3 separate regions of the Homo sapiens genome follow, and regions 1 and 3 are each linked to region 2. Evidence: read pairs that join two places in POLR2A ChIA-PET (ENCODE). Cell type or tissue: A673. All regions are shown on one strand. Region 1 overlaps CELF1 (CUGBP Elav-like family member 1). Region 2 overlaps SLC39A13 (solute carrier family 39 member 13). Region 3 overlaps MADD (MAP kinase activating death domain).

The links. ChIA-PET counts read pairs that join two places held together with the same protein. Peaks named below come from ENCODE experiments on the same cell type or tissue, not always from the same donor. Only the 100,000 strongest peaks of a DNase experiment are listed, where the experiment ranks them.
Region 1: POLR2A ChIA-PET joins it to region 2 with 5 read pairs; 4 of 35 experiments call an interaction of 5 or more read pairs at or near these places.
Region 3: POLR2A ChIA-PET joins it to region 2 with 6 read pairs; 5 of 35 experiments call an interaction of 5 or more read pairs at or near these places.

Annotation. Positions count from the first base shown.
Region 1 is chr11:47,489,515-47,492,014 of GRCh38, reverse strand. All of the region lies in intron 3 of CELF1 (CUGBP Elav-like family member 1), which reads left to right. Among named protein-coding and RNA genes, the nearest start is that of RAPSN, 42 kb to the right of the region's middle. In A673, no CTCF peak of the experiment used is centred here; no DNase peak of the experiment used is centred here; H3K27ac peaks cover 740 bases.
Region 2 is chr11:47,415,299-47,417,798 of GRCh38, reverse strand. It overlaps SLC39A13 (solute carrier family 39 member 13), which reads right to left. Exons shown (of 10, transcript NM_001128225.3): 10 at 1,303-2,500. The coding sequence ends at 2,436. Among named protein-coding and RNA genes, the nearest start is that of SLC39A13-AS1, 7.3 kb to the right of the region's middle. In A673, no CTCF peak of the experiment used is centred here; a DNase peak (open chromatin) is centred at 1,528; H3K27ac peaks cover 2,089 bases.
Region 3 is chr11:47,295,819-47,298,318 of GRCh38, reverse strand. MADD (MAP kinase activating death domain) reads right to left here. Exons shown (of 37, transcript NM_001376571.1): 24 at 2,264-2,422. Among named protein-coding and RNA genes, the nearest start is that of MADD-AS1, 25 kb to the right of the region's middle. In A673, no CTCF peak of the experiment used is centred here; no DNase peak of the experiment used is centred here.

The sequences.
Region 1 (2,500 bases), 74 kb before region 2:
CAGAGCGAGACCATGTCTTTAAAAGAAAAAGGCGTATTAATCCTGTGGCAATTAAATAATCATAGGAGATAATAGCTGCTCTTAAATTTGGGTGCTGTTTTTGTGCATAGCACTCATTTTATCAGAGCTAATTGGTTAAATGGGGACTGTTGAAACTTAAGGAATTTCTCCTTTCACACATTTGAGTGCTTACTTTGAACCGGATACTATACCCAGTGTGTTTACAAGAATGAACAGGAAATAAAATGGTTTCTGCCTGCAAGGAGCTGTCAGTTTAATTGGGAAGAGGTGGATACAGCCCGATTATGTTCAAAGGTGTTAAGCATAATTTTAATGCTAAAATTTCCACAACGAAGGTGGAAATTTAGTACTGTTGGAGTCCTAGGATTGTAGCTGATTAGTTAACCTGGAAGAATATGGGGAGCCTTCACAGATATAGGGTTAGGAATTGGTCTATATTCCATTTGTCTTACAGCTTTTGAATTTAGATAGTGCTAGAGTCATCAAAGGTGATGTGAGAATAACCCCTGTAAGTGTTGAATTATAAAAGATTCAAGGCTGGGTGCGGTGGCTCAGGCCTGTAATCCCAGCACTTGGGAGGCCAAGGCAGGTGGATCACTTGAGCTCAGTTCAAGACCAGCCTGGCCAACATGGCTAAACCCCAGCTCTACTAAAAATACAAAAATTAGCCAGGCATGGTGGCGCATACCTGTAATCCCAGCTACTCAGGAGGCTGAGGCATGAGAATCACTTGAACCTGGGAGGTGGAGGTTGCAGTGAGCTGAGATTACGCCACTGCACTCCAGCCTGGGCAACAGAGAGAATCTGTCTCAAATAAAAAATAAAGAAATAGGCTGGGCACGGTGGCTCATCCCTGTAATCCCAGCACTTTTGGAAGGCTGAGGCAGGCAGATCACCTGAGGTCAGGAGTTTGTGACCAGCCTGGCCAACATGGCAAAGCCCCATCTCTACTAAAAATACAAAAATTAGCTGGGCATGGTGACACGCGCCTGTAATCCCAGCTACTTGGGAGGCTAAGGCAGGAAAATCACTTGAACCTAGGAGGCAGAGGTTGCAGTGAGCCGAGATGGCACCATTGCACTCCAGCCCGGGCGACAGAGCGAGACTCCATTTCAAAAAAAAAAAAAAGAAAGAAAATATATAGTAATTAAAAGAAGGTGAGCTACTTTCATAGATTCAGCATTCTTAAGGATCTTCAGACACTATTCAGAAGATAGCAATGGTGGAAAAATGATTTTTTTGTTGTTGTTTAAAGAGAACTAGCACATTGGCTGGGTGCAGTGCTTCACGCCTGTAATCCAGCACTTTGGGAGACCGAGGTGGGCAGATCACCTGAGGTCAGGAGTTTGAGACCAGCCTGACCAATATGGTGAAACCCCATCTCTACTAAAAATACAAAATTAACCACGCATGGTGGTGCATGCCTTCAATCCTAGCTACTTGGGAGGCTGAGGCAGGAGAATTGCTTGAACCTGGGAGGAGGAGGTTGCAGAGAGCTGAGATCATGCCATTGCACTCCAGCCTGGGCAATAAGAGTGAAAGTCAGCCTCAAAAAAAAAAAAAAAAAACTAGCATGTTGTTTGGGATTGGATATTAGAACGTGGCAATTTTTGTATATGATTTTTAGATTAAGCAGATACTAACAGAAAAGCTAATAGTGCTAGATATTGGGAATTTAAGTTATTAATGGTTTAGATAAATGTTCAGAGTTAAATTTAGAAACAAATAGGACGAAGGACTTTGAAGTAGATGGTATGAGGCCAGGCGTGGTGGCTCACACCTGTAATCCCAGCACTTTAGGAGGCCGAGGCGGGTGGATCACCTGAGGTCAGTTCGAGACTAGCCTGGCCAACATGGTGAAAGCCCGTCTCTACTAAAAATACAAAAATTAGCTGGGCATGGTAGCAGACACCTGTAATCCCAGCCACTTGGGAGGCTGAGGCAGGAGAATCTCTTGAACCTGGGAAGTGGAGATTGCCATGAGCTGAGATCAGGCCATTACACTCCAGCCTGGGCAACAAGAGTGAAATTCCGTCTCAAAAAAAAAAAAAAAAAAAACAAGATGGTATGTTCTGAGTGGAAACATCTATAGTGTAAGAATTCACCTAGGTTGTTTACAGTGGCAAGATAGGAATGAAGGTATTAAAATAGCTGATTATCCTTCAGGTTCTAAAGGTAATAAAACTGAAATAGGAGAATTACAAGTACAATGTGATAGGACTAGAGAAACTTGGGATCGTTAAAATGGTTGCCCTCAGTAAGGGAATCTTAACTGGTCTTAGAGTAATAGCAGTAAATTGGATAACTCAGAAACAGAAAATCTAAAATGATGGTAACATTGTTTATGTTCATCGCACAATCATCTGGAAATATAAGAGGTGGAGCTCTGTTTTGGTCTGGAGACCTAACTCGAGCATTATGATTATACATGAGTCAGCTACATTCAAAGGCCAGCATTCTAGTCCTTAGTTTAATCCTT
Region 2 (2,500 bases):
TGTGTTGCAGCTAGGTGAAGCAAATACTATGTTGTTTTAAAATGTTTTGCTGATAGAAATACTGACAGCCAAGCACTCCCAGCTAAGGACATCACTGGGGTTTCACACCCACCTCTCCCACGCTCCATGACACTGCCCAGACTGCAGATCCCAGCCAGTGGGCTATTGACGGTGGTCCTGGGAGGGAAGAGGTGGACTGGACACCCCCACCCCCATTCTCTTGACAGGACTGGGGAAGGGGCGCCCTGCGCCTGGTGTTCTTATACTCCACACATTCAGAAGGGAGGGTGTGTGGTTTTGAATAAGGGTCCCATATTCTTTTTTCTTCTTTTCTCTTTCTTTTTTATTTATTTATTTTTGAGATGGAGTCTTGCTCTGTCACCCGGGCTGGAGTGCAGTGGTGTGATCTCAGCTCACTACAGCCTCCGCCTCTGGGTTCAAGCAATTCTGCCTCAGCTTCCTGAGTAGGTGAGATTACAGGCACGTGCCACCGCGCCTGGCTAATTTTTGTATCTTTAGTAGAGACAGGGTTTCACCTTATTGGCCAGGCTGGTCTCGAACTGCTGACCTCGCGATCCCCCTACCTTGGCCTCCCAAAGTTCTGGCATTACAGGCGTGAGCCACCACATCCGGCCTTTCTTTTTTAAGCGAATGAGAGCTTAATTTCACTGAGGCCAAACCTAGAGATGACTTTGTGGCTGGAGCTCCCTTCCCTGATAACATTTTCAGTCAAGGTGGAATGGGGGGCAGGTGGGGAAAATGCTCCAGCTTTCAGGTCTATAAGGACAGCACTAACTGGGTGCGGTGGCTCACACCTGTAAGCCCAGCACTTTGGGAGGCTGAGGCGGGCAGATCACAAGGTCAGGAGTTCAAGACCAGCCTGGCCAATATGGCAAAACCCTATCTCTACTTTTAAAAAAAAGCCAGGCGTGGTGGCACACACCTGTAAATCCCAGCTACTTGGGAGGTTGAGGCAGGAGAATTGCTTGAACCCAGGAGGCGGAGGTTGCAGTGAGCCAAGACCGCACCACTGCACTCCAGTGTGGGTGACAGAGTGAGACTCTGTCTCAAAAAAAAAAAAAAGATAAGGACAGCGTCCTGGAGTTTGTGGTGGTGAGGGGCTAAAATGGCATACGGCCAGGCTCATATAGGTGCTCAGTCATTGGAATAAAAAGTTAAGCCAGGAAGACATGGAACGTTCAGAGATGCACTGGGGTGACAGTTCAGAGACAAGGGCCTGGCAGTGGCAGTAAGGAAGGCCCTGCCTGGCCATGGAAGGCCGTGCAGAACCAAGGCAGCCAGTATGTGGATAATATTTATTTGTATCTTATCTATAGAACAAATATTTACAGATACAAACGGAATCACAGCAAAGTTGCTATAAAACCATCCAGACCTCTCGATGGCCACTTCTGAAAACATCCACGGTGAAGGGCAGGGCCAGGCCTGGCTGTGGAGTGGGCCAGCTGAGTACCTGGGCGTCAGCCAAGGGAAATGGTTGGGGATTATGGCTTCAGCACTCTGCCGGAGCACATTCCTGAGCGCTGACAACGTGGAGCCCTCACCGCCCCCACCTACCCCAACCTCAATGGGGAAGGAAAGGGGCCTGAGCTGGGCAGGGCTGCCCGGGCTCACTATGTGCCTGCTCCAGGAGTCCCTGGCCCCTGTGCTGGCAGGAGCATCCCTGAGCTGGACCGGGAGGCCTCTCTGGCCTGGGGCTGCTCCCTGCCCGGCAGGCTGCTGTTTGGCAGCTGGAGGTGGCAAGAGCTGCTGGTGCTGCCAGGGCGTGTTGGCCAGGAATGAGCTCCCAGGGCAGCCCTGAGGAAAGGGTCTTAGGAAGCGCCTCCCAGCTCACTACTAGGAGCTGGGGACTGTCAGTGCTGAGTGGGGCTGGGGTACAGGAGCACCTGCCTCTCCTTTCTTTGGCTTAGAAGTGGGGAAGGAAGGGCCAGGAAAAGGGACCAAAGCCGCCCCAGCCTTGGCCCCTAGGCCGCCTGGGGACTGTGTGTGTGCTGAGGGGGCAGTGGGAGGTGGGCAGCTCTGGAGTTCCCTGCACCCTGGATCCTTGGGCTGCTCTCACTCCCGGGGTCCCAGCAGGGCAAGGCCTCTGCTTGGGACCAGTGCTGCTCTTCCTCGCTGCTTACTCCGGGAGGTGAAGGTGACAGGGCGGCAAGGAGAGGTAACCACAGCATGGCTGGGGACAGGCGCTACACTGGGCCCCGGACCCAGCACAGGGATCACAGTGTCGGTCTCGCGCACACACCTCTGGCCACATGTGCACACCACATACATCCACACGCACCTCCCTCCTGTCTGGCGGGAGGCTCATTCTCTCTCGCAGCCACTCGCCCTCTCTGCCTCTCACATATGCGGTCACAGAGTGAATCCGAGCATCTTATTGCTGCAGGGGGCAGGGGCGTCGGCATCAGGGAAAGTTAATCCACGAAGAGCGAGAACAGCACCATTACCACGATGCCCGCACAGAGCAGAAGCAGCTGCT
Region 3 (2,500 bases), 120 kb after region 2:
ATGTCTTATAGTAAAAAGTTCAGAAGATGCTCAAGGTGGAGGATTTTCTTCTAAGCGAAGAGAAGTAATTTTCCTATTACTCTGGCTCCTTCCACCACAAATGTCATCCTTATTGGTTTGAAAAGCATCTAAAAGTAAACAGGAAGTATAGCAGGCTAGCCCCGTTGCCAATTTAATTTTTACGATCCATGGTTAGATTTTGTGGTGAAGGTTGAACTAATATGTAAAGAAGGCCGGGCGCGGTGGCTCATGCCTGTAATCCCAGCATTTTGGGAGGCCGAGGTGGGCAGATCACAAGGTCAGGAGATTGATACCATCCTGGCTAACACGGTGAAACCCCATCTCTCCTAAAAATACAAAAAATTAGCCGGGCATGGTGGTGGGCGCCTGTAGTCCCAGCTACTCGGGAGGCTGAGGAAGGAGAATGGTGTGAACCTGGGAGGTGGAGATTGCAGTGAGCAGAGATCGCGCCACTGCACTCCAGCCTGGGCGACAGAGCAAGATTCTATCTCAAAAAAAAAAAAAAAAAGAAAGAAAGAAAGAAAAGAAAAGAAAACATTATTGAAAACCCTTGGCCGGGAGCAGTGGCTCACGCCTGTAATCCCAGCACTTTGGTAGGCCAAGGCGAGCAGATCACGAAGTCAGGAGATCAAGACCGTCCTGGCTAACATGGTGAAACCCCATCTCCACTAAAAATACAAAAAATTAGCTGGGCGTGGTGGCGGGCACCCGTAGTCCCAGCTACTTGGGAGGCTGAGGCAAGAGAAGAGTGTGAACCCAGGAGGCGGAGCTTGCCGTGAGCCGAGATCGCACCACTGCACTCCAGCCTGGGTGACACAGCGAGACTCCATCTCAAAAAAAAAAAAAAGAAAAGAAAAGAAAACCCCTAATAAACTGTCAGCACAAAAGAAAAATCAATCACTCAATCAGCCAATCAGTCTGTTCAGACTGAGAGAGAGTTAAGGCCCATTAACTTGAGTAGCCTCTCAGTCCTATTCCCAATCTCCACTCTGGGAGGTCACTGACTCTATTAAAAACACACATACAGAAGGCTCTGGGGGTGGGAATGATAACCAGTTTTAAATAGTTGGTTTCATTTAACTTTTATCTTCCTTTCTCCCCATAGGCCTTAAAGATAAGGACCTATGCGTATAAGCTCTTGTAGAGAACATCCATTCTCATCTCTGTTTAATAAAGTAACAAGTCTATCAGTGTTTTAACACAGCCTATAGAGGCACATACACATTAAAAAGCAGAGGCTGGGCACAGTGGCTCATGCCACTTTAAGAGGCCAAGGCAGGAGGCTCACTTAACCCAGGAGTTTGAGACTGGCCTAGACAACAGAGGGAAACCCCATCTCTACAAAAAACTAAAAAATTAGCCAGGCATGGTGGTGTATGCCTGCAGTCCCAGCTACTTGGGAGGCTGAGGTGGGAGGATCACTTGAGCCTAACAGGTCAAAGCTGCAGTGAGCAGTTGAGCAGTGACTGTGCCACTACACTCCAGCCTGGGCAACAGAGTGAGACCCTGTGTAAAAAAAAAAAAAAAAAAAAACAACAAAAAACAGATGTCTACGGCAAGGACTAAAAAGAATTCATCTCCTTCCAGCTGATCATGGGCTTACTGTGTGATCTAGGGAAGTTCTTTTTTCCTAAGGCATTGTTCCCCTCACCTATTAGAAGAGACTACTCACAGCAATATAGTGAATCACAAACTTCTTGAGTAGAAACCATGCCTTTTTCATCCCTGTTTCTTTAGCACAAAATCTGGCACTTAGTAAATCACTTCATGGATGTTTATTAATGAATGAAAACTTCAAATAACTGTTAGGAATATACTAAAATAAAATGCTATTTTATTTATAAATAGAGCAGTGACCAAAATAAAACTGGATAGTCCATAGAAATAGGCAGACTGGTACTAAACGAGAGCTGTAATTGTCCTGACATTGCCACAAAGGTATTACTTTGCCTGTGTTAAACCTGGGGGTTAATACTACATAGGATTCAAAGCCCTTACGTGACTGGGCACGGAGCCTAACTCATCAATGATTCAGGAGAGGGTTCTAAAAGCCCCAGATTGTGAGTCAAATGACTCTGAACAAAGCCTTAAGAAATGTTTTCCTTAAAGCCAAATATAAGAAGATTACCTCTTCCTTATTTAACCTTTACCTCTTTAGCGTCTCTTAACTTTCATTCTTTTCTTGCCTGCTTCCCTCCCCCATTAAAGAAATGGTTTTCTTTTGTTAATAAACAAAGCTTACAAAGATGGTGCTTGTGGCAGAGTTGGTCTCAATTTCACTATCAGACAAAGTGCCCCGAGAGCTTGCCAGGTGAACACTGCCCTCGCCACCTGGTCCATCACCTGCATTGCTGCTCAAGTCACTGTCAGCTCCAAGGGTCTCTCCAGAGCTATTACTCACCTGGAAAGGAAAAAAGGTAGTAAGAGACAGTCCCCAGGGATGGGCCCCAGAAATACCAAGCTGTTAGAGCTCCCTGCC